Linked DNA regions of Homo sapiens: region 2 is linked to region 1. The links are chromatin loops, found by intact Hi-C in ENCODE. Cell type or tissue: heart left ventricle. All regions are shown on one strand. Links, peaks and the distances in the headings refer to the core of each region. The heading gives the core; the rest is flanking DNA.

Region 1 (15,775 bases), core at 5,988-8,487:
AGAGGACCTAGAAGCAACGATGCCCCAGTATAAACAAACATACCTAGTGCCTAGATCATGACTTCTAATATTATTCTCCAATAAAAGGAACCAGGGCTCTTTGGAGAAATGGCTCATTACAGGACTGGAACAGGAAATATGTAAGATGGGCCTGGAGCATCTTGTAGTGCCAAAAAGTAAGGATATATTCAAACAAAGGTACAATGATGGGGTCAAGGATCCAACTAAAAGAGTACCCAATGGCTAAAGCTAGAACAATTTGAGTGATAGAATATATAAAGAACTATTGGATAGTAATGCAAGGTATGAATAAATATCCATGAGTCTAGTGATATAAATAAATAAATAAATGGGGTAGGAGGGTGGACAAATCTGTGCAGAACAATTTCAAGTAATCTGTGTAGACACTCTACCCTCAAGGAGGTGGAATATAACACATCATTCCTTAAGTGTGCTGAGCACAGTGACTTCCAAAGAATACAGAATGGAAATAAGGGGGAAAAAGTAACTTTACAGCAGAGAAACCTAGCAAACACTATCTCAACAAGGTGATCAACATTAACAATGTTAAGTCATGTTGATAGTGTGTACCCTTGACATGATGTAATGAAAATGGCACTTTACCTTTGTGTCTCCCTGTAAATAAAAACCTTAAACTGAGTCTAACTATGATTAAAAAAAAAAAAACTGCAAATCCCAGTTGAGGTACTTTTACAAAACCTTATCAATACTCCTCAAAACTGTCAAGGTCATAAAAAATAAAGAACGCCTGAGAGACTGTCACAGCCAAGATGCCAAGATGGATCGGATCTCAGAAGATATGACAACCAAAGTTAAATGTGGTATCCTAGATGGCATCCTGAAACAGAAAAAGAATGTTAGGTAAAAATAATCTAAATCAACGACGGTGAAACCCCGTCTCTACTAAAAATACAAAAAATTAGCCGGGCACGGTGGCAGGTGCCTGTAGTCCCAGCTACTCGGCAGGCTGAGGCAGGAGAATGGCGTGAAGCTGGGAGGCAGAGCTTGCAGTGAGCTGAGATCGCGCCACTGCACTCCAGCCTGGGTGACAGAGTGAGACACTGCCTCAAAAAAAAAAAAAATTCTGAATCAAGTAGGAAATTTATTTAATAATAATGGTTAATATTGTTTCATTAAGTATGATGAATGTACCATATTAATAAGGATGTTAATATAAGTAATAGGGAAATTGGGTGTGAAGCATATGGGAACTCTGTACCATCTTGGTGATTTTTCTATAAATCAAAAACTATTCTATCATTAATATTTATTTTTAAATATCATAAAAACGTTAGTAACACAAAAAGCTGGTTCTTTGAAAAGATTAATAAAACTGAAAAATCTTTAGCCAGATTAATCAAGGAAAAAAGAGACAAGCTACAAAGTATCAATATCATAAATGAAATGGGGACATTACTACAGATTCCATAAACACTAAAAGGATAAGAAAATGTTATGAATAGCATTATGTCATTAGGTCGAACAACTTAGAAGAAATGTGTATCTGTTTCTTATGTGATATGAAACCTGAGAAGCAGAATTAAATTTCAGTGGTTTCTTCTCCCCAGCTTCAATTATGTCTTTGGCTATTTGTATACAGAATAAATTGTGGGTTTTTTTTTTTAAGTAAAGTAACTTTTCAGGATTATTATAGTATTTTGTGCATAAAAATTCTAGATACTACTAGCTGAGAGGCTAATTAAAAATTGTGGTTAGAGTCGCAATAATGCCTTTTCTTCTTTCTCAGAATCGTGTGTGTGTGTGTGTGTGTGTGTGTGTGAGACAGTCTCGCTCCATCACCCAGGCTTGAATGCAGTGCTGTGATCGCAGCTCACTGAAACCTCCACCTTCCAGGCTCAAGCGATTCTCTCACGTCAGCCTCCTGAGAAGCTGGCACTATAGGCGCGCCATCATACTAGGCTACTTTTTGTGGGTTTTTTTTTTTTTTTTTTTTTTTTGGTAGAGATGAGGTTTCACCATGTTGCCCAGGCTGGTTTTGAATTCCTGGACTCAAGCGATCCATCCACCTGCCTTGGCGTCTCAAAGTGCAGGTATAACAGGAATGAGCCACCATGCCCAGCCTCTTAGTATCATATTTTAGTATCAGATTAATTTTGCAAGAATGGTAAAGGGAAAGATTTCTAAAATTAATAATGCATTGTCTTCCCTGTGTGTCCTGCTACTTAGCTCAACTGTGACTATATGCCTTATGAAAGAAGCTAAGTATCATTAAGATAACTCAAAACATTTCAGTAAAATACACGACCTTTATGTGACTGGTTATAAACATATGGAAAGACTTTTTAATCTGAAACCTTATGTATCTCAAAGCTACATACAACGACAGGATTATACTGTAGATTAGAGAATCCAGATTAATAAGTATTTCATAATCAAACTCTAAAAAATTCCAGTGAACGATCTTTCATTCCAGATGTCCTCTGGAACTAGCTTCCTCTCCCCTTGTTATTTATAACAACAAGAAATTTTGTAAACGTTGAATGTACAATGGCATAGTTGGCTTTTTTACCCTCAGAAAATTATGGTTATTTTCTATTTCGTACGAACAAGATTGTTATTTATTATCTAGATTAGCTACTTTGTTGAGCTGCTTTGTGTGTAGCAGTGTGGTCATTAGTTGAAGTTGTATGAATGACAGTGATAAGAATAGATCATCAGTTGCAGGAAGCTTGTCAAAACACAATTCCCCTTAAGTTGTGGTAGCCATTATTATCATTTCTATATACTAGGTGTCCTCTTGAAAGTGACAAAAACACAGCCGACTGCTGCCATTTTGATAAAACTTGTGTTATCACTTTATAAGACTTGTTTTTCTTCTTCCACCTCCAAACGATCTACATCAGTTGCTCTCAATCTTCAATCTAAAAGCTCCTTTCTTCCTCCCTCAACTTTGCTCACTACCTGTCCTCTCTCCTTTCTCTTACCCTCTCTATCTCCTCTACCTCTTTCTTCCCTTCTCAAGTTGAAGAGGTGGACTCTTCGCTACTCTTTTATCCAGTAAAGAAAAGGAGTATTGTGGAAAAAGCACAGTCTTTAGAATTATTAGACTGATACAAGTGTGAATGTTGGCATTATCAAAGAAAAGTTACTTCATTTTTATGTGCCTCAGTCAGTGGTGTTTCAGAACCAGATCACACTGGCTGGAGAACCAATTGTGCTCATCTCTTCTTCCCAAATCCCCTTCACTGACTTCAGGCTGGTAGCTTGAAATCAGCCATAACAGGAATATTTACACCACAGAAATCAGCAAACACTACAAATCAGAACTTTTACCCCAAAGAACTAGTTTTTAAAACATTCACCAACACATCATCAGCTTCAGTTTCCACCTCTCTCAAACAGGACTAATAACACCAACCCTGCAAATATGTTGTAAGGACTTCAAATAATATCAGTAAAACACCTAGCAAAATTCTAGTCACATAAAAGGCACTTAGTATGTGGTATATAGCAAAAAGTTATGGTACTATAAATGAAATCTGGCTATATGAAAGTAGAGCATAAATAATAAGTAATGCAGTCATTCATGTATAAGTATAATAAAGCAATTGAACTTTAGTAGAGGTGCCGGGTCCTTTAGGATTTTTAAATGAAAAGAATTAATACAGAATTCCATATACTTTTCCTCAATTAATGAGAACAATCTTCTTTTTGCATCTTCTCCTATTTTCCAGGTTTCTTTTTAATTATGATCTCTTGTGTTCAAGTTGTCAGCCACTACTACATATCCCATAAAAACAAACTGTTTGAGTACTAGTAGCTGGCACGAATTCAGAAAAGCACAAGCACTGGAAAAAGCACTGCGAAGGAGAAATCATACATATAGGTAACTTAGTATATAATTTAGTAATATATGTTTGAGGCTTTCACAATTCTTTAAGGTTTCAGAAATTTGAGCAAAATCCCTCAACTATAATTTATGTGTAATAAATTGACTTGCAATATCTCATATAAAAAAGATTACATGGAGGCTTCCAAAGTATCTCAGAGGAAAAAAATAGTTACGAATCTGTCTAGAAATATATTATTTTTCCTCCCTTCACTAAGTAATGATTTGAATGATTTTTTTTTACCTTGGCCCCCATAAATGAATGTGAGGTCTTCATTTCAGATTATCATCATGTTGCTAACATCACATAAATGAAATAAATTATTTAAGTAATTTTTAAATTTTCAAGCTCTTTGTTTTAAGTTGGTACACACATTTCCCACTTAGGCCCTCATATCCCTCATATCCTCTGATGCTGATTTATTATTCCTATTGAATTTTTTTATGGTGATCTTACGTCTAAATGTTTGGACTAGTGTTAAGAAGCACTCAAACTGCATTTTTATTAATGACACAAGTCTTATGATAACTGATGATTCTAAACTCAATTCAGTAAGCAACACTCAATACGAAATTTGAAAACTATAATCACAAAAGAGAAATAACCCCTACAATATGGAGATTCAAGTTTCTCCACTGAATAGTTTGAAACTTTATCAAGAGGGGAAATGCTTTTCTAGTCTAAAACATAATTGTAATGTAGGGCATTATCCATTATTAATTACAAAAACTATTTACAGAACGTTTCAGAATTATCATGTTCTATAGTCATTTAAGTTAGTTATTTATACTATAGTTGTAGGTCTACCCCTTGCCTGCCTCTCTGGAATCATCTTACACTGCCTAGGCTCCTTACTTTCCTGGCTCAGCATTATCCCCTTCCTTCAGTTTTTCTAATACATCATCCTTCTTCATTCCATGGGGACCTTCCCATGCTATTCCCTCAAAATGGAATGTTCTTCCAGTGCTTTTTCCACTTTAATCCCAACTCAAAGATCAATTCCTCAGAGAAGTCTTCCTGTATTTCCCAGTGAAGGTACTGTTCCTTTTTAATATATTTTTTCTATTAGAAGCATGTTTCTTTCCTTTACAGTACTTACTAGTTTATATTTATGCATTTGTCTGTTTAACCTAAACTTCAGGCTCCTTGAGAGCAAGAACCTTGTCAATCCCTGCTTACCATTATTACATCAGCAAGTAGCATGGTCTCTGGCACATAGTAAGTGAATATTTAATGAATTATATACATAGATTACTACAAATTAAGCTGCAAGGTATATAAATCAACATCAGATGCAATTCAAGATCACAGCATAATTGCTGAATCCCAAGTAACACTGATCCAGATAACTTAAGATCATACTGAAACCTACAGCAACCATTCGAAAGTATTAAACTCCAAACACGTAATTCAGGCCTTATGTTTTTCCAAACAGCATGGCAATTTTAATTCTCAGGCAGTATCACACACTTAATTCATGGTACTATTCTCACAACTATTCATGTTACCCACTGTTCCTTTAAACAACTAAAGAAAATATTCAGCTGAAGACTATTCTGGAACTAGCAAAATTTAGACTAATTTTCTGTATAAAGAATCCCTGAAATAGAATCCCTGAAATAGAATTTTGAAATTGCACCTGATAGCCAGGCATGGTGCTCACGCCTGTAATCCCAGCTCTTTGGGAGGCTGTGGTGGGAGGATAGTTTTAGGCCAACAGTTCAAGATCAGCCTAGGCAACATAGTGAAACCCTGTCTCTACAAAATGATAAAAAAAGAATTAGCCAGGCATGGTGGCACACGCCTGTAGTCTCAGCTACTCAGGAGGCTAAGCTGGGAGGATCACTTGAGCACGGGAGTTTGAGGTTACAGTGAGCTATGATCACGCCAATGCACTCCAGCCTGGAGGAATGAGGGAGGGAGTCTCTCTGTCTGTCTGTCTCTCTCTCTCTCTCCCTCTTTCTCAAAAAAAAAAAAATGCAACAAATATGGCTTAACATACAGTTACTAATTCTGATGAGTTGGTTATGTCTGTCCAAAGCAAGTATTAAGAAGATTCTGAGGCTGCGTCTAAGCTCGGTGAAAGAGAACTATGAGAATGGGAGAAAACATCTGCAAGCTATGCATCTGACAAACAACTAATATCCAGTATCTACAAACAACTTGAATCAGCAAGGAAAAAAAAAAATCCCATCAAAAAGTGGGCAAATGACAGGAACAGACATTTCTCAAAAGAAGATATACAAATGGTCAAGAAACATGAAAAAATGCTCAACATCAGGGAAATGCAATTTAAAACCACAAGGAGATATCACCTTATTCCTGCAATAATGGCCACGCAAGAATGGCCACAACTAGAGTCAAAAAACAACAGATGTTGGCATGGATGTGGTGACAGGGGAATGCTTATACACTGCTGGTTGGAATGTAAATTAGTAGTACAACCTCTATGGTAAACAGTATGGAGATTTCTTAAAGAACTAAAAGTAGATCTACCATTCCATCCAGCAATAGCATTAACTGGGTATCTACCCAAAGGAAAGGAAGTCATTACATCAAAAGACACCTGTATATGTATGTTTATTGTTGTATAATTCACAATTGCAAAGACATGGAACTAACCTAAGTGCCCATCAACCAATAAGTGAATAAAGAAAATGTGGTATACATACACCATGGAATACTACTCTGCCATTAAAACAACGACAACAACAAAATAATGTCTTTTGCAACAACTTGGATGAAACTGGAGAAAATTATTTTAAGTAAAGTTAACTCAGGGATGGAAAACCAAATACCATATGTTCTCTCTTATAACTGGGACCTAAACAATGGGTACACAAAGGCATTCACAGTGATATATAATGGACTTTGGAAACTCAGAAGGCGGAGGTTGGGAGTGGGGTGAGAGACAAAAAAAAAAACCTACATATAGGGTACAATGTACACCACTTGGGTGATGGGTACACTAAAATCTCAGACTTCACCACTATACAATTCATCTATATAACCAAAAACCACTTGTACACTAAAAGCTGTTGAAATTTTAAAAAGTTTAAAAGAAGTAAATTAAGTAAATTAAATAAGTACGTTTAATTGGTGAAAAAAGGGCATAGTTATCACACACACACACACACACACACACACACACACACGTAACCATGTATATACACAGAATATTTCTGGATGGATACAGTTCCAACAGTTGTTAGTTCTGGGAGAGTCCTGTGAAATTTGGAAGTCTAGGTTAGAAGACGTAGATCTCCCTTTCATCATAAACCCTTGCAGGTATCACAATGTTTTCTACTCTCATATACGACTTTTCCCCCCAAAAAAGTTAATAAAAATGTTCAAAGTTAAATTAACAGCATTAATCATTCCCATAACTTAACTATAAGGGAAAAAAACACATGTCAAAATCATGGCAATGAAAGGGACCTAAGATAATACTTTCCTATTTTATTAATGAGAAAACTAAAATAGTTAAGATAATTTTGTTAAGTAGTTAATTCCAAAGGCAATAGTCAATTCAGTGACATTAGTTCTAAAATCTAGGACCTCCTTATTCCCAGTAATCTGCCATGTACTATATGATTCTATCTCATCTTAGTACATTACAGTAAAACTTGTCTAAAAGCTTCTTGCAACCTAGGTAAGCAATACATAGCAATCACAATTTGACAATAATTTACACCAATTTGAAAACAGGTAGCTCACAAGCTGCAATCTGGCAAGGATGATTATTTTTTAAAGCAAGCTCAGGAAAGAGCTGAATTTAGCACATGAAGGAACCAGCTATTGCCTTCAATTGTCCTTGGAAAGTAAATGCCAAAGTCAAAGGGTTCGTGCATGAACACTCTACACTGTTTAAATCCAGAGGCAGAAGCAGGAAGCAGGAAATTAATTAGCCTCTCATTTGTTATCTGTGGCCTTCTTGACTGACCTAATAATAACTCATCTCCAACATTTAGAGAATTTGGTCTAGAAACAGTTTAAACTTCATCTAACCTATGCAACTCATTTTATCAGGTGCCAACCTGATAAGAAAAGTACCCATTAACTCTTCTTCTTCCACAGGATTCTTGCTTAGAAGTGTATATTAGGCCATCACTCAATTTCATGTGTTAGAAAAGTACAGCATTTGTTTCTGCAAAAGTTGATGAAAGCTTTTTAAATTTTCCAGCTTAACAGAGTGGAAACCGTATTACCATGCAAACTTTAATCTTGGACAGTAAATAAAAAATGACAAATATTGAAAGAAGTCTGAACCCAACTCCCAAATAATTAGGATATAGAAAGACATAAGATGAGGGACACAGATATAGTATTCTAAAATGACTACTAGGAAAAGAGCTATAAGACCTAAATTAAGCATTTAGAGAAAGGTATAAGAATATTGCTGACATTTTCCAAGGACAGAAAAAAAATTATATGCTAATACGTTTTTCATATCATACTAAATTATTAGGGGACAAAATTTCTTCTTGAAAACTTTTTAGAATAAGTAACAAGCAAAAGGAAGAGGCTGCATCAACTAAGTAAAATCTGTCCTAATGTCACTGCCTCACTTAAAAGTAATTTTCATAGAGTATGAATCATAGTCTTAAATATGGAAATAACTAATAGTGGGGAGGGGGGAATTAAGGAGAAAAGTCTTGATTACAATATGAACTTTTTTAAAAAAAAAAAAAGCTTGTTTTTCATAACTGATATCCTGGAAAGCTTTACCCAACCATTAAAATTCCTCTCTTGTCATGTGAAAGGATAAAGACCCAATGACAATATGTTAGCTTTCCTTCTGCACTTTAATGCCACAGTTTCAAAAAAATCTACATTTTTCAAAAATGGATTTCAGGATTTGAATCCTTACTTCTAGGAAAAAGGAAAGAAGTAGTGGTAAAGGTAAGGCTACTCGAATCTTAGTCAATCTCAGGGTGTGCCACTAAGGTTCACAGAAACAGAACAGGTTCCTTCCATACCTGTTAGACTCCATCATGACCTTAGGCACTTCTTTACAGATCTACTGAAAATCATCTCCCCAGAAAAATGTACCCAAGAACATACATACGAAATGTGTAATTTCAGGGAATACCCAAACACCAAATTAGGACCTTTGCCCTAAAAAGGAACAACAGGTATACACACTTTCCACCAAGGCAAATGCTATATTTAGATGTACATTACAATGTGATGGTGGCCTTTTATGTTTCATTTATTCTGTGCATTCTATGACAAAGGCCATTATCTCAGGAAACATGAATACCAAGAACAGACCACACTGCCTTACTGGAGACACACTGGACTGTTAAAACTATTTTCCCATTGATCATTCCTCCAGGGCAGTGGTTCAAAATAGGGGCTATGCACCCCCGTAGGTGGCACATTGGAATTTGTGTGTATTTGGTTACTACAGTAACTAGAGGTTGCTATGGAAATGCAGAGTTCTCTCCTCCCCACAACACTGGGGAGGAAGGGATGGAGAAATGGACACGTATGTTAGAATGGAATGCATGGATATTCCCACAAAGTGACAAACGTCCAACCACACATGCACATAGGTGAAAATCCATTTATAATTATCTAAGCCTGAAACTGAAATCTGTTTTACACATAAATATAAGATATTTTTACACAATTTTAAGACACACTGAATTTCTAGGAATGCAATTACCAGGTAAATAGATGAAGTCTGTATTTTGTTTTGTTTGGAACTTTACCAAGGTTGTTGACCTTTTTGAAAAATCATGTCACCAATGACAACACTATTTGTGGTATTTGAGCTGCCAATGAAACATACCTTTATTAATCTGCATTTGGAAATACTGCAATTATGATGATTCTACACATAGGTGCAAGGACTTCACTATCTCATTATGTCTCCTAGTGTATATGCTTAAGTGTTTACATACTGAAATACAAATTATTTTATTCTAAATTATTTTCCTTATTATTTCTCATTTATATTACTTAGGTATTACTATATAATCACTTTTGACTTATGTTCAGGTGATTTTCACTATATGTCAATTTTACTTCAGGATAGGCTAAAGAGAGCATCACAAAATATTTGCTACAACAAGCGGGCAATAGGTCTGATAGGATTGAGAACCACTGATCTAGGGATAACAATATTAGATTTAAATGAAAAACCTGTTAAACATCTTTACAAACAGAATATTCAATGGTAGCTTACAGGATTAATTTGTAGAATATTTTTATCTATCTCATTATGCTAGGGGCTGGGATTACAGCCAGCTTCTCTACTGAGACCACCACCATTTCTACACATTATTTAGGCCACAGTCAGAGGCAGCCATTCCCCTCACATTAACCTTTGACAAACTATTATCTGGGCCAATTTGTAGATATAATTGATTTTACAAAACAATGTGAAAAAGATGGCATGGTAAAATGGTATGAAGGACTTGCAAATTCATGAAATAGACATGTCTTTCATCTCCTATTAATTTTTCATGGACAACCTCTCCAAACAGGTAACAGTCAATAACAGTTTCAAACTTAGGCCTTGTCCTGGCCCAAGGTTTGAAAAGGACTATCAATGAATGAATGAATGGAAGGAAAGGAAGAACAGAGAGAGAAAAAAGGAAAGGGAAACGTTGGTAAGGCAACATATGAAATAGAGCATGAAAAAGCTCTCCAGGAACATATCAAGTTTATATACCCATAAACTTATTAATTCAAAACATATTAGCCATGATAAATCCTTTTGAAAATACTTGAATGACAGACCCAAGTAAGAAGGCAAATTTGTAGAGATGGTTACTCATGGTATATTCCCATAAGAGACTGCCAAACAGAAAGCAATGAAAATTTGGGAAGGTTACTACTCCTAACACTTTAGTCTTAAATCTCTCTCCTCCAACCTCATCCCTTAGGCCAAAGCTTCATAAAACATCTCCAAATAGGCCACCTCATTAAAATAGCTTATATTAAGTACTGGATAAAGAACTTTGCCACAGAAACTATTTATAACCTATTCTCTATAGCAGGAATATAATCCACACCAACCTGTGCACCCCAACTATACAAGTAAAATATTGTCTGAATAGGCTCACTTTCAAAATGGTTAGTCCTTTTTTCCCTCAAAACTACTAACTACTAGGGCTTCAAAAATATGAATTTCCCAATATTTTTAACAGGCAACTCAAGTATCAATTACTTTTATTCTTTTGTGGGGAAAGCTACTCGGAATATATATGACAGTCTGCAGTTAGCCTTTACTCTGTTTACAGGAACCAGTTACTGGTTAAATTGCCTGAACTACTGGTGTCTCTTTCTGAAAACAAAACCAGTACCCTTGTGAAAATAAGAGTGAGCAGGTACAATGTGCTGAGAGATCACATTATTTAAAAGGCCTAATGTTTCATTCCTCTTCTTTTCAACTCATGTCTTAAGGAGTAGAAATTACTTTTGGATGGCACAGACATAATACGGATAAAAATACTCCATACGTTCTGTGGAATTTTCCAAGGAAAACCCACGTGGAATGGTGTATAAGTTTACTGACTGCTGATTAATAATTATTAATTAACTTAAGGACATAAAGACAAGCAAACTTACACTGAATTAAGAGCATATGCCAAGAAATTTAAATGAAATGAATTCGGTGCCCCCATTCAAACCAGCTGAGACAAAGCTTCATAAAAAATAAGTGAGAAATGACAAAGGAAGAAATGAAATCATGAACAACTCAAATCAACAAAACTAAAAAACAAAAAGAACTGATAACTTTAAATAAAAGCACCTGGGCTGGTATGTATGTGCCTCATGTGTGTGACTACATGCATTTATGTTGAATTGCTGATGAATAAATATTTAATATTTAAAACCTAAAGAACTGAAAAAGAGTTATAGATAGATAAGAGCTCATGGATATATAATATATATAAAAAGACCATGAAATATGAATAAATAGAATGTCCTTCAGAGAAAAAGAGCAAATAAAACAACTTTAAGAAATGAACAAAGAACCACCTCCAAGTAAAAACCACCAAAGAATTCCTCTTGAAAAATATGCTATAAAAAGGAGAAAATATTTAAATAGTTATACATATGAATAAATATTAAATAGTTTAATCCCCCTAAAAATTCTGTTTCCAATTACATATTCCCTTGTCTGATTATATATTTTACTACAATGAAAGAATAAACTATGACTTAGCTCTTCCCACATTAGCAGCATCCTCCATTATGCTACTACCAAAATATATATATATAATATATCTTTACATACTTCCTCCAGGAAAAGACCACAGAATTTCTCTATCTCAATTTAGCTAGTGCATGGGACAATTTGCTGTATCTTTATAAATATTAAAATAGGGAGAGGAAACTTTTTTGTCTACTTCACAAATATGTGGTTCTCCAGTCAACAACATATTTCCTATAAATGCAGGTCAAGAATCCACTTTCAAATGTCTTGAATCTTTTTTAGCAACCAAGTAACAGAGAGGATTGCCTATTTTCAATGTATCCTATTAAGAAATAAGGAGCAATTTAAATCAAACAAGAAAAGATAAAATCTAAAATAAATGAGAATGGGGAGGATAGAGAAGGATATAATCATACACTGAAGAAATTAAGTGGAAATAAATGTATTCATAATCACTTAGCCAAACTGTTAATGTTTTAAACCTTCCCATTCTTCCATGATGTGTATTTCTTTAAAGTATAAAATGGAATGTTAAGAAGGCAGCTCTCTGGCAAGTGTAAACACCCTAATAATTTTTACAAGTTGCTTTTTGGTAAGGCCCATACACCTAACTCCACCCTCATTTTAAAACTGTACTGTCACATAATTAAATACCACAGCCTTCATTTTAAAGGCTCTAAATAGAAATGCAACTGTGGTCTACATTCAGAACTCAGCATATGGGTTCTGAAGGATAATTTCAACAATAAATAGAACGGCTGGGAAAGGTACAAACTTGAAAACTGTGAAGAGTACTCTTCAATTAATAAACGTGACACAAGTAGGACCAATAAGACTTCCGCATATCTCTTGGCTTGTACCTCCTCAAAGGATAATGATCTCTTGGACCATTTAATAGTTAGCATCCTTATGACATACCCAAAGGTAAGCAATTAGTGTCAATTGTAATGATTAAAAAGAACATCTTTTAAAAATAAACTCATCTGAGTAAATGAAGCCAGTTGAAAAGTCAACCAGATGTATTTTATATATCTTATCTAAAAGAGATGTAAAAATAAATGAACACTTCCTTGAAATACAATCTTCTAATACGAAGTGTCGCCAAAGATCCCCTGGGGTTTCTCTAAGTTATGTGAATACAACTTGTCAATCATAGAGGGAAGAAAGTAACCACCACAATTAAATAAGACTTGGAAATATTCAAATATAAAGACTATACATTAGGAGTATTTTTTCGTGTACTAGGTAAGTAGGTAGTCATAAAAATGTCAGAAAATTGACAAATGGTACATTTTTAAAGGAAAAGTAGGCAACTATGCATATTAATGTTAAAAAGTTTCATAATCAAAGATTATATCTTCTATTGCTCTCACACAATAAATACTGCCTCAATAAAAGATGAAAACTAAGGATAACTTCATTGATCTTTTTTCATTGTCCGGGACATCTTCAATGTTACATAAAAACAGTTTTGCAGTTAAAAAATGAATAAATCTATACAACTACAATGAACTGGAACATTATCAAATATGTTCAAAAACATATTAAAATTAGACTTTGGTGTATACATAGGAGCTGCAAAACACTCGGTGACAAACTCTAAAATTCCACACAGTAAAGAACAGGAATAAGAGTGGCTATAAAGAGTTCATGCTGTGTGACTCACAACCCACCTCTCATGTGATGGTGCAGACAGTCCCACTGACTGCTGTGAGATTGAACATAAGCCTGTAAGCAAAAGTCTCACAAACACACAGCCCGGTGTGCATTTCAACTAGCCTACAGAGCTAGCAGTGCTATTGTTGAGATTCTGCAGGCCACATAAAGATGGTACATACCACAATTCCAAATTTTAAAATGAGACTTTAGGTCTAGAGAATATCATACTCAAAACAGCAGTGCCCTCATAGATTACCAGTAAAAACTTCTGATTACAAACTTCAAACCTTCATGAAGTACTTTACAAAAAACAATCCTCTAGAAATTAAGCTAAAGGTATAAAACGGAAAAAAAAAGATTTATAGTAGTAATATTTCTGATAAACTTTTCTTCTTGGGGATATGTATCTACATCTTCATATAATATATGTAGTATTTGTGCAGTCATAAAATACTATATTTTCTGGTCTACAGTTTTTTTTTTTTTGGCTTCTCACAGGGTCTAAAATAAGACTAAATCTTAGTTATTTGTGTGTTATCTTCAATTTCAACTTCAATAAATGTTTGTTAAAACTGGGGAGAGTATTTAAGTTTAAAAGTGTACAGGATTTTATAAAGACTAGAACATATGCAGGTGGGTGCTAAAGGAATTTTCTGCCTGTTTTGCCAGAAGCAGGATGCCATCTGCTTGTGCCATGAATCAAGCTAACCCTCAGCAGTTTCCAAAGTTGAGAGGAAAATCTGGTTGTTAGTTAATATTGAAAACACGCTCTAATCCAAGAAGAACTGTTATTTTTGTAAATGCTCTTAGATACAGTTAAAACCTTGCACTCCCCCTTAAAAGCAGTGATCTGTTTATCCTTTCCTCACACAACAACAGTCAATCCTTGAGCAACACAGGTTTTAATCGCACGGGTCCACATACATGTGAGTTTCTTTCAATAAATGTATTTGAAAATTTTTGGAGATTTGTGACAATTTGAAAAAACATGCAGGCAAACCATGTAGCATAGAAATTTAAAAAAAAAGGAAGAAAGAAAAGAAAAAGTTGGGCAAGTCATCAATGGATAAAATATATGTAAATACTAGTTTATTTGTATATTAATCAATCGTTTATGTTATCAGTAAGGCTTCGGGTCAACCGTAGGCTATTAGTAGTTAAGTTTTGGAAGAGACAAAAGTTACATGCAAATTTCTGGCTGCAAGGCAGGGAGTATTATAGACACCCCCATACCCATTTTGTCCAAAGATCAACTGTACTTTAAAAAGAAAAATCAAATTAATGCCAATCTCTTATTTATAAATAGTATTCTCTATTAAGTAACTGAAATTTTATTATTTTGATTCATTATCTGAAAAGTAAGCACAGCTTTATATTTGAAACTATTTCTATCTTGTATACTACAGATATCAACAAATAAGACAAGTAAAATCACTTATATGAAGAAGTTTCACAGTAGCCAATTAGAAATCATAATTCTCTGATTCTGTTACTGCTTTATCTGTCTGTCTCTCTAATTTAAACTTAAAGTCCACAGTCATTATGTGCTGTGTTTAAATAGCATAAGACACAAAACCTAGTGGTTTATGAACACTCTTACTGTACATATTATTAAAGCCTAAAGAAAACTCTGAAAATGGAAAACATCTTGCCAGATCTTGTTACAGGAGGAAAGTCTTATTGGATTTATCAGTTAGGAAATTTTTTGTTTGAACATTTTGAGTAATAACCTTCCTCAGAGTAGGGGCTAGAAAGAACTTTAATAAAACTCTGTGAAAATCCATGTAAATGACTGAAAGTTAACTTAAAAATGACTCCTAATAATTGATTTTTAAAAATTAATTCAGCAGTTTTCCTTTTGAATAAGCATAACAACAGGGGACTTTTAAAACTATATAGAACTTTCAGCCACATCCTAATCACATTAGGCACCTACAACCTAACATAAATTAGGTACCATTTGTCAATTTTCTGACATTTTTATGACTACCTACTTACCTAGTACACGAAAAAATACTCCTAATGTATAGTCTTCATATTTGAATATTTCCAAGTCTTATTTAATTGTGGT
Region 2 (15,775 bases), core at 4,610-7,109, 70 kb after region 1:
AATCTCAAAATATGCTGAAAGAAGCCAAACAAAAAATTAGTATATATCATACAATTCCACTTACAGTTGACCTTCCATAAATTCCACATCCATGGATTGAACCAACTGCAAATCAAAAATATTCCGTAAAAAGAAAAAAACACAACTATAAAAAATGTAGAATACAAATTTTAAAAAACAATACAGTATGGCCGGGTGCAGTGGCTCAATCCTGTAATCCCAGCAAATCCCAAATTTGGGAGGCTGAGGCAGACGGATTGCCTGAGCTCAGGAGTTCGAGATCAGCCTGGGAAACATGGTGAAACCCCATCTCTACTAAAAATACAAAAAATTAGCCAGGCATAGTAGTGTGTGCCTTAATCCCAGCTACTCAGGAGGCTGAGGCATGAGAATACCTTGAACCTGGAAGGTGGAGTTTGCAGTATACATACATATATATATATATATGTATACACTATATATAGTGTATATAGTGTATATATACAGTATATATAGCATATATATACTACATATGCTATATATACTATATATACACTGTATATATAGTATATATAGCATATATATACACTATATATGCTATATATACTATATATACACTGTATAAATATAGTATAAAAACTATTCACATAGAATTTACATTGTATTAGCTATTTTATGTAATCTAGGAATGGTTTAAAGTATATGGAAGGATAAGCCTAAACTATATGCAAATAGAATGCCATTTTATATATGGAACTTCAGCATCTGAGGATTTTGGTATCTGTTGGGACCCTGGAACCAATCCCCTGGTAAATAATGAGGGATTAATGTCCATAAAATTCTTGAAAATCCAAACTAATCTATACAGATAGAAAGCAGATTAGTAGCTGTCTAGTGTTAGGCTGGGGAAAGGGGGGAATTACAAAGGGATGCAAAGAAACTTTTTAGACAAAGTAAGTGTTCATTTTCTTGCTTGTGGTAATGGTTTCATGGTTACTTATTTCAAATACATCAAATTACACTTTAAAGATGTGTAGTTTGTTGTTGCAATTTTCTTATTGAATCCGGTTTTTCGTTTGTTTGCTTTAGAGATGGTGTCTCACTCTGTAGCTCAGGCTGAAGTGTAGTAGCAGGATCACAGTTCACTGTAGACTTGAACTCCTGGGTTTAAGCAATCCTCCTGCTTCAGCCTCCCAAGTAGCTAGGACTACAAGTGCGGGCCACAACACCTGGCTAATTTATTTTTTGTAGAGGCAGGTTTTCACTATGTTGCCCAGGCTGGTCTCCAACTCCTGGCCTCAAGAGATTCTCCCACCTTAGCCTCCCAAAACACCAGGATTATAGACGTCAGCCAACCATGCCTCGCCTAAATCTGGTTTCTAAAAAGATATATGAATTGGTCAGAATGAAATACTGTAATTCACTTCCCATTGCTAAACTGGCCAAAACAGAATCACAGATTTTTAAGAACTGCAACCTATTTGTAAGAAATGGAGTTAAATTTCAAAACTGATTCACAGTTTTGTGTGTATGAATCATACTTTAAGTTTCTGAGTCCTTGAAATACAAACCCTGGGATATAAATTATGAATTATAAAGCATATGTACCATAAGTATAGTCAGGCTCAAGAGGAACTTAGAGAAAGAGAACTAGGCTCACTAGGAGCCCACAGTGTTCCTGAGCTTTTAGAAAAGAACATGTGAAGGTGAGTAGAGAAGCATGCACCTATAATCCCAGCTCCCTGGGAGACTGAGGCAAGAGAATTCCTTGACTTCAGGAGTTTAAGACCAGCCTGGGCAAAACAGTAAGACCCTCATCTAGGAAAAAAAAACAAAACAAAAAACTGTGAATTCTATCAATGTCCTAAAATATCTCCTGTAGGGCTAAGCTCTGAGCAATGTTTTAACTGACCTGCTTCTGTGAAAGTGAATTCTCTTTCCTAGAATTACTAATATTAAAGTAGAGAGCCACCTGAATAAATCCTGGAGTAAATAAAGCTATGTCCCAGATGAATACAACTTGTGGTTCTTAAGATTGTGTGATTTCTTAACTATCAGTAGTCTCACTGGCTTGATCAAACATAAGTAATAGGCATAGAAAGACATGCTTTTATAGAAAAAAAGTCCATATTTTATATTACTGCTAAAAATACATGAATTTTAGAGAGCTAACAGACTTTAACCTTTTTTAAATACAAAACTATTCAAATGGCTCACCCACATAGAGCTTCCTCATGTTATCTACGGTTAATAAAACTTATACAACTCGATGAAAATATTCTGTAAATTATGACATCCAAAGCGTATCAAGCATAACAATGTCATTATTTTATAGTCATGGTGCTAATATAAAACTCACAGGTAAACTACAGGATTGGGATACAAATTAACAAACATCATACTGAATACTTTTTATAATAACTATTTGCATTCTTTATTTGTGAGAAGTCAAATTATATAGTGATTAAGAGCACAGATTTGAGAGGAACTGTCTAGATTCAAATCCCGCATCAGCCACTTGCTTTCTGTATAATGTTGGACAAGTTCCTCTACATCTTTATGCCTCTAATTCCTCATCTATAAAATGAGAAAAACAATAGTATTTACCTGATAGTGTAGTTATAAAGATTAAATAAGTTAACAGGCATAAAGCACTTAGAACTGTGCCAGGTTCACAGCAAACACTCAACAAGTTTTCTCATTATCATCATTATCATCATGCTCATGACTGTCACAGTTACCAGAGTTAAGATTAATATGTAGAATAATTAACACCATCAGTGACAATCTAAAAAATACCAATACATCTACTGAGAATTCATGCAAAAAAGAGGACTTGAATAGACATGTCTCCAAAGAAGATATACAAATGGCCAATAAGCAATAAAAATATGCTCAATATCATTAATCATTATGTAAATACAAATAAAAACCACAATGGGATATCACTTCACACCTACTAGGATGGTTAAACCAAAAATGAATAATAAATGTTGGTAAGGAAGTGGAGTAACTGGAACCCTCGTGCATTGCTGGTAAGGATGTAAAAGGGTACATACAGCTGCTGTACCAAAACAGTCTGGCAGTTTCTCAAAAGGCTAAACATAGAACAACCATACACCCAGCATTTCCACCCCTAGGTATATAAGAATGGAAAGCAGAGACTCAAACAGATATTTGTATACCAAAGCTCATAGCAGCATTATTCAAAACAGACAAAATGTGGAAACAACCCAAATGTCCATCAACAAATGAATGGATAAAAAATATAGTTTATACATACAATGGAATATTTATTTAGCCATAAAAAATGAAATTTTTATACATGTTACAAGAATGGACCTTGAAGCCATTATGCTTAGTGAATAAGTCAGACACAGGAGGACAAATGTATGATTTCACCTATATGAGGTACCTAGAATAGGCAAATTCAGGGAGACAGAAAGAATAGAGGTTACCAGCTGCTAAGAGGAGGGGAAAGGGAGAGTCATTGTTTAATGGGAAGTTTGAAGATGATGAAAACATTTGGGGTATAGGTAGTGGTGATGGTTACACAACATTATGAATGTATTTAATATCATTAAATTGTATACTTATTAAATATAGCAAACTTAAAATGAAAATTTGCTATATTTACCATAATAAAAAAAACACAAAATAATTTATTGGTTACTCTATCTAGCATCCTCACTTTTATTCCTGCAGTTCACCAAAGAACTCAATATCTGTTACTATCCACATGGGTCTCAAAGAGGCAGAGAAGATAGGATAAGACATACTGTTAAATTCTAAGACAACTTAGAAAAGCACAAAAATGCTTGTAATACATTTTAACACAAATATGTTAAAACAGTAAATGTGAACTTCAATAATAGAGGGTAATATTTCAAAAGAAACTACTGGATTGGGAGTCAAATAGTAATCATCTCACATCACCAAGAATCGTTAGGAGTCACTAACTTTTTCACAATTATTTCCCTGATAAAATGGAGAAATGACTTATCATGTTTAATAAGTTTGTTGACAGAAAAAAATGCAAGGTTTTTCAAGATTGTAGGGAAAAAGCAACTCTGTAAAAACATATAATTTCATACAATATGCTCACAGGTAAACAGAATAATATTACTGGATATATATGAGGAAATTTATTATGCTAGTTAAGCTACAGGAAAAGAAAGATGATCAGCTAATAGATATTACAAAGTCAAGCCTCTCTCAAGGTGACACTCTGGCATGACAATCTCAGTATAGACCAAAACTACAACCTAAAATGCAAATAACTGAAAATGTTCTCTTAAGCTTATTTTGGTTGAACTTGCAAAAGAATGACTGAAGACTTTCTGACCTGAACAAAACAGGAAGAAATCGACTGTATCTGGGGTATCTTTCTATTTCAATAGAAATCACCATATGATACCATTTTTTCTTAATCATGTTATCAAGCTAGATTCAAAAACAGGAATATAAATTTTATTTTCTATAAAAAGGAAAACCATGAAGTCTTTATAAAACTAGACAACATTAAAAGCAAAGTCATTGTTTTAGACATTACAACATATCTTTCGTTACTTGGTAGCTACTGTACTGACCATCTTATTCAAGGTCCATACGTTGATACAGAGTAATCAGCAACCACTTGGACAAAAAGCAGCCATTTCAAAATAGGAACATGCAACAGAAAGGCCTTGGGTTTCCTCACTCAAGGGCAGTCTTGAAATTTACAAATACACATAAAGTTGTACACAGTCAAGCCTAAGGGAACCATGGAGGGAAATCTAGGAATTGTGGATATGCTATACTTCAGCACAAACTGGAACATGCAAATATAGATTATAGCCAGGCAAAGAGATTTTTTATGCTGTCAGTCACTACCCTGGAGATAGTGTACATGCTATCCTTTTTGGAAAATTATTACATAAAATATGACATTAAAAAAATTTCATTACAAGAACAGAAAAACAAAACAAGAATAATCTTCACCTTGTCAGTGTATCCCTCAGAGCAACAGAGTTATAGATTAACTCCTAACAATAATGTTGTCATCTACAGCGATTTCATGTTTCCATGAACTAAATTAGTAAAATGCTTTAAAACTACAATTGATTTTTACTGAGTTCAAAAAGAAAACGTGGCTGGGTACAGCAGCTCATGCCTATAATCACAGCACTTTGGAAGGCTGGGGCAAGAGGATTGCTTGAGCTTAGAAGTTCAAAACCAGCCTGGGCAACACAGTGAGACCTCGTCTCTACAAAAAGTAAACAAAAAACTAGCTGGGCGCAGTGGTGCACACCTGAAGTAGCACCTACTTGGTGGGAGGATCCCTTGAGCCTGGGAGGTCCAGGCTACAGTGAGCCAAGATAGAGCCACAGCACTCCAGCCTGAGTGACAGAACAAGACTCCGTCTCAAAAAAAAAAAAAAGAACCCCAAAAAACAAAAAGAGAATGTGTCTAGTAATTTCATACACTTCAAAAACTGACAAAAATACTGCCATACTTTCCCACTGTATCATATCCTTCATATGTCTTCATTATTTAGTACTTATTTATGGAGCAAGATATTTGCATATTCTATCCTGCCCGAATTAAACAAATTTTCCTACAAACCTCCAGAGTATTAACTGGATAAGGGATTATTTTTTCATTTCACTTTCAAACTACTTTAAGTCATTGTTAAAAGTTAAAAACAGTTTGTTCTTTTTCTAAGTTTGCTCCTTTCTGGCCTAGCAAGACAAGCTTATGCTTATGTATTACATGCTAAACAGCTAAATGGTAAAAGAAAATTTGGTTAACTTTGTTAACGGTCTATATAAAATATGATTTTTTCCATAGTCTTATTCCTATTCCTGCCATTATTTTTTCTGAAGAAAAGATTTTAAATTACTTTAATCATTAATATTAGTTCTTGTTGCCATTACTTGGATTTGGCTTTGTTTAACATTATGAAAAACTTTCCTCAGAACATACCTAAATTAATCCCATGCTATAAAACTGGGTCATTAACACAGTATTATATAAGACATACAACTCAATCACTCATCCAGGTAAAACTAAATGAAACTATATTCAAATCATGTTCAAAATAACTTTCATGAATGTCAACTCCTTCTAGCTGAGATAAAAGTTACCAACTGTGTGCTTCTTAGAATACCTAAAACATATGTCTGCATCAAGTTATTTCAGTTGGAGGGTCTGACATAATACAAGTAAGGTCACGGTCATGGATTTGACCTTTAGCAGACCAATTGCTTTGAGTCTATACTCCCGCCCTTCCCTCATTCACTTGGAAATATGCCATTAATAAAAAGGAGTACCATTTAAACAACAACTAAGTTTTTGAAGGACAGTCTTAAAGGCATAAAGACTCAAGGCATTTAATATGTGCTAAGTAACGTTTAAGGTATTATATAAAATTTATGTAAAAAGATTTTAATACATTGAAAGTAGCAACACAGCAGTAGAACTTAAAATTATGAGCCATATTTCACATACTAGAGGCAGGAATTACTTTCCAGGAAGGTTTCACCAATTTCGCACTAAATCTCAGGCCTTTAAAAACATTTCATACTCTTCTAGGAATTCAGCATAAGAAAACATTCAGAAGTTTGGATCAAAGATTTGTGCACAAAGACAAATCAGTAAAGTGTTAAACTTTTTGAAAAATGTTAACATCTAAAATAGAATAATGGTTAAATAATGTTAGTCATTAAAAATTGTATTTTCATATTATAAAGTCTCAACAATAAAGCTGTGTGATACTGGCACATGAATATAAACAGACCAATAGAACAGAATAGAAAATCTTGAAATAACCCAAAATATAAATGGCAATCTTGTATAGAATAAAGAAGTCTTCTTAAATCAGTGCGAAAAAGCTGGTTTCTTCAACAAATGATGGTAGGACAACTGGAAAGCCATCTTTCAAAAAATGAAATTGGATCCATATCTCATATTTAATACCAGACTGGATTAAAGATTTGAATGTAAAAAATAAAACCAACGAAGTACTAGATAAACCAAGAGAGAATTATTTCATAACCTCAGAACAGGAAAGCCCACTCTTTTTTTTGTCCCCCAAGGGTATTTAGGTACTTAGTGTATGTAGAGGGGGAAAAAAAAAGAATGGGCTTTCCTATTCTGAGGTTACAAAATAAAGGTCCAGAGAACTCCCAGGAAAGCCCATTCTAACATAAAATACATTCTGACATAAAACCAAAAAGCCATAAAAGAAAAATCCGATACATTCAATTGTGTAAGAATCATTTCTTCATAAGGGTGGGGGGAATACCATAAGAAAAATGAAAATACTGGCAACTGTTGCAGATAAAGGGTTCTTTACTTAAATACTAAGAGTTCCTTAGTATGCTTTGCTTAATATACTAATAGTTCCTACAAATCACTAAGAAAAAGATCCAAGAACCCAATAAAAATGGGCAAAAGGTATGTACAGTTCACAGAAAAGGTTATATTTAAATGACTCTTAAAAATGAAAAGATGTTCAATCACACTTAATGTAAAAGATATTAAAAAAAATTAAATTAAGACACCATTTTTACCTTTCAGATTGTCTGATCCAAAATTTCGTGATAATTCATTATGTGTGGGGAGACAGGCACTCTCATATATTGCGGGCGAAGTACAGACAGGTAGGGCAATTTGGCAATATCTTTCAAAATTACAAATACACGTACCTTTGACCTAGCAATTCTATGTATTTTTCTTACAGATATGCTCATACACAAGCAAAATGGCTTATACTCAAGATCATTCACTGCAAAATCACTTGAACTAGCAAAACTTGGGGAATAATTAAATGAGTTATGATTAATTCAGGCATTATGCAGCCATAAAAAGAATGAGGTACCTCTTTACAAAATGAAAGGAAAATATATCTGAGATACATTAATAAGTGAGGGGCGGGGGGAAGAAAGAAGAAGCAATCTCAAAGTGCAGATAAAAATCAGTTCTAATGGGTTATCATACGTGTAAAAATAGAGAAAAATGCATATATACAGTAAAAACCTATGATATCATTTCAGATATAAAGCAATTTACCGGCTCCAGACCCCCAGAACTCATGGCCAACTTCATTTGCAGGTTTGTTCTGGTCATTTCACTAACCTCACAGAAATATAACCCTGAATTTTTTGTAAACTAGATTTCTTGGATCCCACTTATGGCAGGATTTTTACATATCTATCTATCTCTACATTTGCTTCTATGCACGTGGAATAGGTATGGAAAGATACATAACAATTTCAAGTATTTATTGATTGGGAAGAGGGACCATGCCTGCCAGATGGCAAGTTGTAGAGGCAGGGAGGAAGAGTAAGAGAGAGCTCATGGAATATCTTTTTATACTCTGAATTTTGGAACAAAGGAATATATTACCTATTTTTTAAAATAAATAACATATTTAAAAAAATGTGTTAATGTTTTCAATAACATGAGAAAATACACTTAAGAGAAAAAAAGTAGAATGTAAAATATATGCAGTTTGATACCAAATATGTATTAATACAAAAAAATCTGTACACAAAAAAGACTGGAATAAAACACAATAAAATATTAAAAGAATAATTATCTCAGCCAGGTGTGGTAGCACACTCCTGTAGTCCCAGTTATTCGGGAGGCTGAGGTGGAAGGATCCCCTGAACCCAGGCAATGGATAATATGTAAGCTATGATTGCGCCACTGCACTCCAACCTGGGCATGAGCTATGATTGCGCCACTGCACTCCAACCTTGGCAACAGAATGAGACCCCGTCTCTAAAATATAATATTTAAAAAAAAATGATAGTTATCTCTAAGAGGTAGAATTACAAATGATTTTAATTTTGGCTTTTCCTAAAATTCTAATTCTTTATGTTAAGCACAAATTATATTCATAATCAGAAAAAGGGTATTAATTTTTAATGACAGGAATCAGAGGTTAGAAATTCAAGTGGAAGGTACAAAGTTATTAGGTATTATTCAGGGTTCTAAGCATCATATATGAAATTCAAATTTCCTTCAGACATCACTTCCAATCACAGCACCAAAAAAAGTATGCATAATAAGCTTAGGAAAAATATGAAAAAAAAAATCTCATCTGTCCTCTGGTCTATCTCTTAAGGATTACTATGAAATTATTTTCATCCTCCTACTTTATGGATGTTTTGTCCATTTTTGTTTTCTGTTACCTAGGTAATGGTATTTCCAGCATTTCCCTTAAAAGACTGTGAAACTAACAATCTGGTATTTCTCACTGTCGAGTTTTCCTGACCTTCAGCTTTGAGAGGCCATCTCCCTAAGGGAAGGCAGCAAGATCTAGAAGCTAAATCAGGAGGCTAAGGAATCTGAGGTTAAGAGTTCCAATCCTGACAAACTGTGGAGTCTGTCTCCAATTTTGGGAATAAGCTAAACTTCCTGAGCCAGTTTCTTCAATGAGAAAACCTAAAGGATTGCTTTGAAAAATATCAAAAACTATTGACTTTAAGGTTTCATTTTAACTTTTCAGACTACTCTTCCGAATTTTGTTATCTTATCTATGTTGAATGTTTTCCCCTCACTAAATTTTCACTCTCTCAATCAATATCTATAAGTATTACCAATCCCTTAGACTCAGGGATGGAGGTAAGGGGTACTTTTAGAAAGTCTGCTACAAGTGACACAATGTGAATGGAACTCGAGCAATGTTGAAGATAATTTATGGAGGGGTAAAAATACAATCAGGATCTAAACTGAACCCTTATGAGCAAAGCCAACAAAGACAATTAATTGATGTTACTAACACCTGGTAAGGGAAGGTAAAATTCAGACAGCTCATATCTGAACCCAGCTGTAGAGATTAGGAAAGTGATAACTTCTGTATCATAGTCTAGCAAATGAAATGTTTTTATGCCTTTAAGGGTTCAATTTTTATTTCTTTTGTTTACTGTATACTCACTAACACCACTGCACTGGGCCTCAAGACTTCTCTTTTCCCTTCTACTTGTGAACCACATTACTTCTTGATGGGCTGCCCTCTCACTATAAAATAAACTACATGAAATTTGCAAAAGGGTTTTCTACATGCTAGCCTTAAGAAGTACTTGACAGCCTTTGGGAAGAAAGGTGTTTTTACAAACATCAGACAGCAATTATCCCTCTACCAAGATAGGGTGAAGCAATTTTAGCAGTGCCCTTAGCACACTTCAAACTCCTCCTCCTGGTTAACAAGACCAAACAACTCTCTAGTTAGTTAAAAGTTTTTCCAATAGGGAGGGACAAGGGAGCAAACAGCTGAAGTTTTTCTGAATTAACTGTCATTAGTTGAATGCTTTTTTGTGGTTCACCTACTTAAAAGGTGATCAAATCACTTTGTGCTACTGAAGAAAGCAACTGCAAAGAACAATTACATAAACCCTCTATTTCAACTTACCTCATCCTTCCTTCTAATGAAACAAAGGATCCGAAACCACTACCTTGCCACCATTTCCTTAATAATCTTGGTAAAGCCTACTATGTCATGTGAATCTCTTTTCTTTTTCTTAGCAAACCACAGAAATTTCACTCACTATAGTAGGAAACACAACTGTACAACTTTTTTTTTTTTTTTTTATTTGAGACTGAGTCTCGCTCTGTTGCCCAGGCTGGAGTGCAGTGGCACGATCTCAGCTAGCTGCAACCTCTCCCTCCTGGGCTCAAGCGATTCTCGTGCCTCAGCATCCCGAGTAGCTGGGATTACAGATGTGCCACCATGCCCTGCTAATTTTTTTTTTTTTTTGTATTTATAGTAGAGACAAGGTTTCACCATGTTGGCCAGGCTGGTCTCAAACTCCTTACCTCAGGTGATCCGCCCACCTTGGCCTCCTAAAGTGCTGGAATTATGGGCATAAGCCACCGCGCCCGGCCCATTTTTAAAAATGTGTTCAGTAAATGTTATTATCTGAAAAAGATAAAGGATATCCACACAAACTATTCTTAAAGAGGGGTGTTCTAGAACTTTGTATTATTTATGTCTGAAGATTTGTACAGATCCTCAATTCCATATCTGCAATTCCTAAATCAAAAAAGCTCTGAAAAGCAAAAGACTGTATGCAACTTTTCTGGCAGTAAAGTCTGACCTGCACTGACATAAGGCTATTTATAGTCTTTATACCACTTGGTATGATTTTGTTTTTTTTTTGAGATAGTCTCACTCTGTCACCCAGGCTGCAGTGCAACGGTGGAATCACAGCTCACTGCAATCTCCCCCTCCCTGGTTCAAGCGATTCTCCTGCCTCAGCCTCCCAAGTAGCTGGGATTACAGGTGCATGCCACCACACCCGGCTAATTTCTTTGTACTTTAGTAGAAACGGGGTTTCACCATGTTGGCCAGGCTGGTCTTGAACTCCTGACCTCAAGTGATCCACCTGCCTCGGCCTCCCAAAGTGCTGGGATTACAGGCGTGAGCCACCACGCCCGGCCTATTCACTTGTTTAACTGCAGAAATATTAACATAACTGTCTAGTCCAAATGGTTTTGGAAAAGAGATTGTGGATGTATAATTCTATTCCTTAAAAATATTTTCACTGTTTGAAAATCAAATAGCAGTGAACCAACATGATAGAGGGTAGAACAATACTAAGATGTTATAAATGAAACTATCACCTACATTAATAGAGCACACAATTTAAATAAGACATACAAATTTTCTCTCAAAAGAAGAAAAAAGGGGGCTATTTAAAGTCACTTAAACAGTACATGCCTAGGCATTCTTAGAAGTTCTCTCTGATTTCAATGAAAAACTGTCTATTCTTAATGTGTTTTAATGTATTTGGAAATCATTGGAAACTAATACATCAACAAGCCTATGCCACATCCTAAGTATTGAACTCAAGCTTAAGATTCCAAAAATTTCTAAAATATGACTACTCAGGTGTAAAGATTCAATTAACAGTACCTGAGGAAATTAAGACATTTAAGGAACATGAACATGTTTGGGGATGTATTTTATACACACTCACTGATTTTCTTCTAGCCATACTAGTTGCAACATTTTAAATAAATTTAGAGACATAACCTCTAGAAACGTAACTTTTAAAAATCTCATCCTGTGTCTTAATTGGTGAGGCGTAAGCAGTATCATATAATACAACCAGATATGACTTCTGTCTCATCAGCTCATATTCACTTCTTGAATATGAACTTCTATTAATTCTTACCGAATTCCCACTGCCACATTTCTGGAATTATAAGGTACTTAATGAAGTATGATTAATTCCCTTTTTCTTCTGTTTGCTTAAATAGTACTAGCCCTTTGAAATTTTCCAGCAGGTCCCTATGTTGTTATCAATAAACAATGAGCTGTATACAAGCTTAATGGTAATAATGTTGATGCTATTCATTTTCTTAACAGAATATTTTACCTAATTCCTTCTGATAATATTAAAATTTAAAAGTACAAGATTTCTTGTTGATCCCTTTCTTGTGCTGATTATATTTCCCTTCTAACTCTCCAAGAGCATATCTGAGCACATACTTGCAGACCTGTCATACTGATGAGTGCAGAGCTCCACCGCAGGCAATCCTAGAGATTGGGATCTTAAATTTCTCCCAGAGTGTCCTACACTCCCCATCCATTCATGGTAAAGTATTTAATTTTAATGTTCTCATTGTTTACCAGAAAGCACAGACAGTGAGGCTGGCTTTGCCACTCCCGTTTCCTTTCGCTATGCTGCTGAGCTTTTTCAGCCAATTGACTTTGCTTTGAGGCTATAAATATCTGAAAAATGTTCTGCATTTGATGCTCTTGGATTCTGTATCCATATTTAGCTGTTTGTGGCATGCCTTTGTTTAAGCTACTCTACCACCCATACAGTCAGTCAGGTTGAGATCTGGATGGTCAAAGGACAAACGGATCAACATACAACAGACACTGACTTACTATGAGCAAGGTACCAATCTGGCAGACAAGTTGACAATGAAGGGGGTGGCAAGATAAGAATACAAAGATAAACAAGGCTCCCTGATATCAAAAATTTTATAGTCTTGACAAGGCATGGGCACAACTTATAATACTGGAATAAAACAAATGAAACATTTTACAACTACAAGGAAATGAAGATTAGGACAGACAGCACAAATATTTTTCTCTCAGCCACATCTCAAAAATGTGCATTAGTTTGTGTTCTAAATATAGAGCCACCTATTATAAAGCTCTGAACATATTCCAGAAAAGTTTTCCAAATCATGGCAATACACAAAACCCTGAGTATACGTATTATGACAATATATACATATGTACACAATATATATGTATTATCAACCAAGGAGCCAAACCTGTCAACAAGAAACTCAAAACAGTGCCTAGTCTTCAAATTTTGTGAGGCAAACTAATAAAATATTGTTTCTAGAAGTTCCTGTTAAGATATTCTTTGGGGGGTTACTTCTGTTGTTGTTTGTTCCCATCATGATTTCAAACAGAAGTATATTGCAGGAGATGCAAATTGCACTTAATAAAGTTCCTTATTATTATCCTACCTTTAGAACCCACATGGCTATGTAGGTTAGGTCTCAAAACTGGATGAACTAGACCTAAGCAACATCGCCATACTCATCTTCCTATCTTGTGAAAACATTCCAAATAAATAAACATCTGCCTTCAATATATCTTCTTTGAAAACTCAGTTCACTGACCTTTTGATAAAACTGCTCCCCAGAATTCCCTGACAATCATGATTTAAATGCATTAAGTTAAGGGCTTGGTTAATGCCTGGCCCCAAGAGCCAGGATAAAGATTATAGGCCAACCTGCAGGTAAAATAATGGGCCAAGCCACAGAATCAGACAACTTTAAAGCTAAAAGGGACCACAGATACCAATTACTCCAGATTCCACTTTTATGCTGAAACCTAGAGGCCATGAGTTAAAACTACCTGCCCAGAATTAGACAACCAACTTGTGGCAAAGCCAGAATGAAACCAATACTCTAAGCTTCTAGTTGTATCCTCTAGACTAGGTTCCCAATTTGTAGATTTCCCTGAAACATGTTAGACTACACTCATCAAAGTCTCTTTAAATTGTGAGAAGAACCTAGGTGATCCAAGACAACGAAGGTTTTGAACACACAGACAAGAAACAAGAAAAACAAAAATTCTGTATTCTCCAAATTGTTTTTCTACATTCTATTACTTTTATTTCAAAGTTTTTACTTCAAAGTTTTCAAACATACACCCTGTTCATACAATAGGCAACTTAAAACTAGCTAAGGACATAGCCAAGAGTCATTCCAATAGTTCTGAAATATTTACATAAACTAAAGACAACAAAATAGTATCCAGGATGAGCTGCCTCAGAGGAAGGAAAGTAGCAATACTAAACAATAAATAAAAACAACTTCTGGTTAATTGATAGAGAAAACAAAAAAAGTTACAATGCAGTGGTAAGTCTGCAATTGGTCACAAAAATGCAAGGCATGGTATGTATATGTGTGTGTCACACACATATACATACCATGCATTTCTGTGATGTCTGATATGAAGTCTTGACATCAATTGAACCACGCAGAAAGAAAACTTCTAAGTCGTGGTCACTCTTGAACAATAAACATATATCCTGTTCAGAAGGACGAAAGAAAAAAAACATAATGTAAACTTGCTCTCACTCTCTCTCTCTCTTACACACACACACACACACACACAAAATATACAATATATATTTCACAAATCAACCCCTAGGAATGGACTACAAAACAACATACATTTGTAGACTTTTATGTCCTTACAAATGAAGAACGATAGTTAACACTAGGTCCAGAGAACCCAGATTGTTTTGGATACTGAAATACCGAATTATCATATACATGTATTCTTAGAATAGCATGGCCCTATTTCTAACATCACACAAATAAACAGTATGCCAAAGAAGTGTGTAAGGAGAGAAAGATGATAGAATGGGAAAACGTTGTAACTACAATATACTCTAATTCATATGCACTTTCAGATTCTCACCAACCTTTGTTCTAAATGACCAGCTAAGTGGGATTTAGCAGGCAGACGGAAAATCAGGCACCAAAGTTTTTAATCTAATTTGCTGAGAACAAACTGGGTGACCTTGCATCGTCTCCCACTCCTTTGCTTTAAATCTTCCGGTACGTAGAGTAACATCAAGAAACAGCCAGCAAAATACAAAGTGGTACACAAATCCTTAAGAACTGGTTATAAGAAGAATTCCTGGATTTTTATGATTAAAAGGGTCACTAGTGATGATTTAATCCAATCCACTCACTTTACAGATGAGGAATCACAAGCCAAAAATGTGACTCGATCTGCCCCAAATCCCATAGCCATTTAGTGGTAGAACTGAGACAAGAACTGAGATCTCTGGACTCCTAGTTCTATGATCTTTGCGATGGACATTAAGTCTTCAAATCAACTGAACTACACAGAAAAAAACCTAAGTCTTGGTCACTCTTGAATAGTAAGCATATACCCTGTTCAGAAAGATGAAAGAAAAAAACATAAGGTACTTGATCACTACAGGCTTAGATGCACAAGACTGCAGGATAACATCTTAACATTGTGTTTGATCCCAGGTGCTTCAAATTTGCCATCTTATACTCAGCCACGTTACTAATGTCTTCTGCAGTCACGTGAGCTAGGCGATAAACATCTTGCCGTTTCAATATTTTGGAAAGCCACAGCTCAGTCCTGAATGCCAGGCTATAAATCCTTAAGCTATGAGTTTTCAAAACCAGCATGGTTTTAGTGCTGCCACAAGGCTCACCCTAATAGAATCTCATCATTCAGTTTTAATTAAAGAGGTGGTTACCAGGAATGCAGAAAGGGAAAGTTTTA

Evidence for each region. Peaks named below come from ENCODE experiments on the same cell type or tissue, not always from the same donor. Only the 100,000 strongest peaks of a DNase experiment are listed, where the experiment ranks them.
Region 2: a loop joins it to region 1, with 2.0 times the contacts of the local background. A loop is called at or near these places in 25 of 110 quality-filtered maps.

The regions. Positions count from the first base shown.
Region 1 is chr1:178,166,690-178,182,464 of GRCh38, reverse strand. The region is part of intron 1 of RASAL2 (RAS protein activator like 2); the gene reads right to left. Among named protein-coding and RNA genes, the nearest start is that of RASAL2, 80 kb to the right of the region's middle. In heart left ventricle, for the core only: no CTCF peak of the experiment used is centred there; no DNase peak of the experiment used is centred there; H3K27ac peaks cover 882 bases.
Region 2 is chr1:178,095,310-178,111,084 of GRCh38, reverse strand. All of the region lies in intron 1 of RASAL2 (RAS protein activator like 2), which reads right to left. Among named protein-coding and RNA genes, the nearest start is that of RASAL2, 9.1 kb to the right of the region's middle. In heart left ventricle, for the core only: no CTCF peak of the experiment used is centred there; no DNase peak of the experiment used is centred there.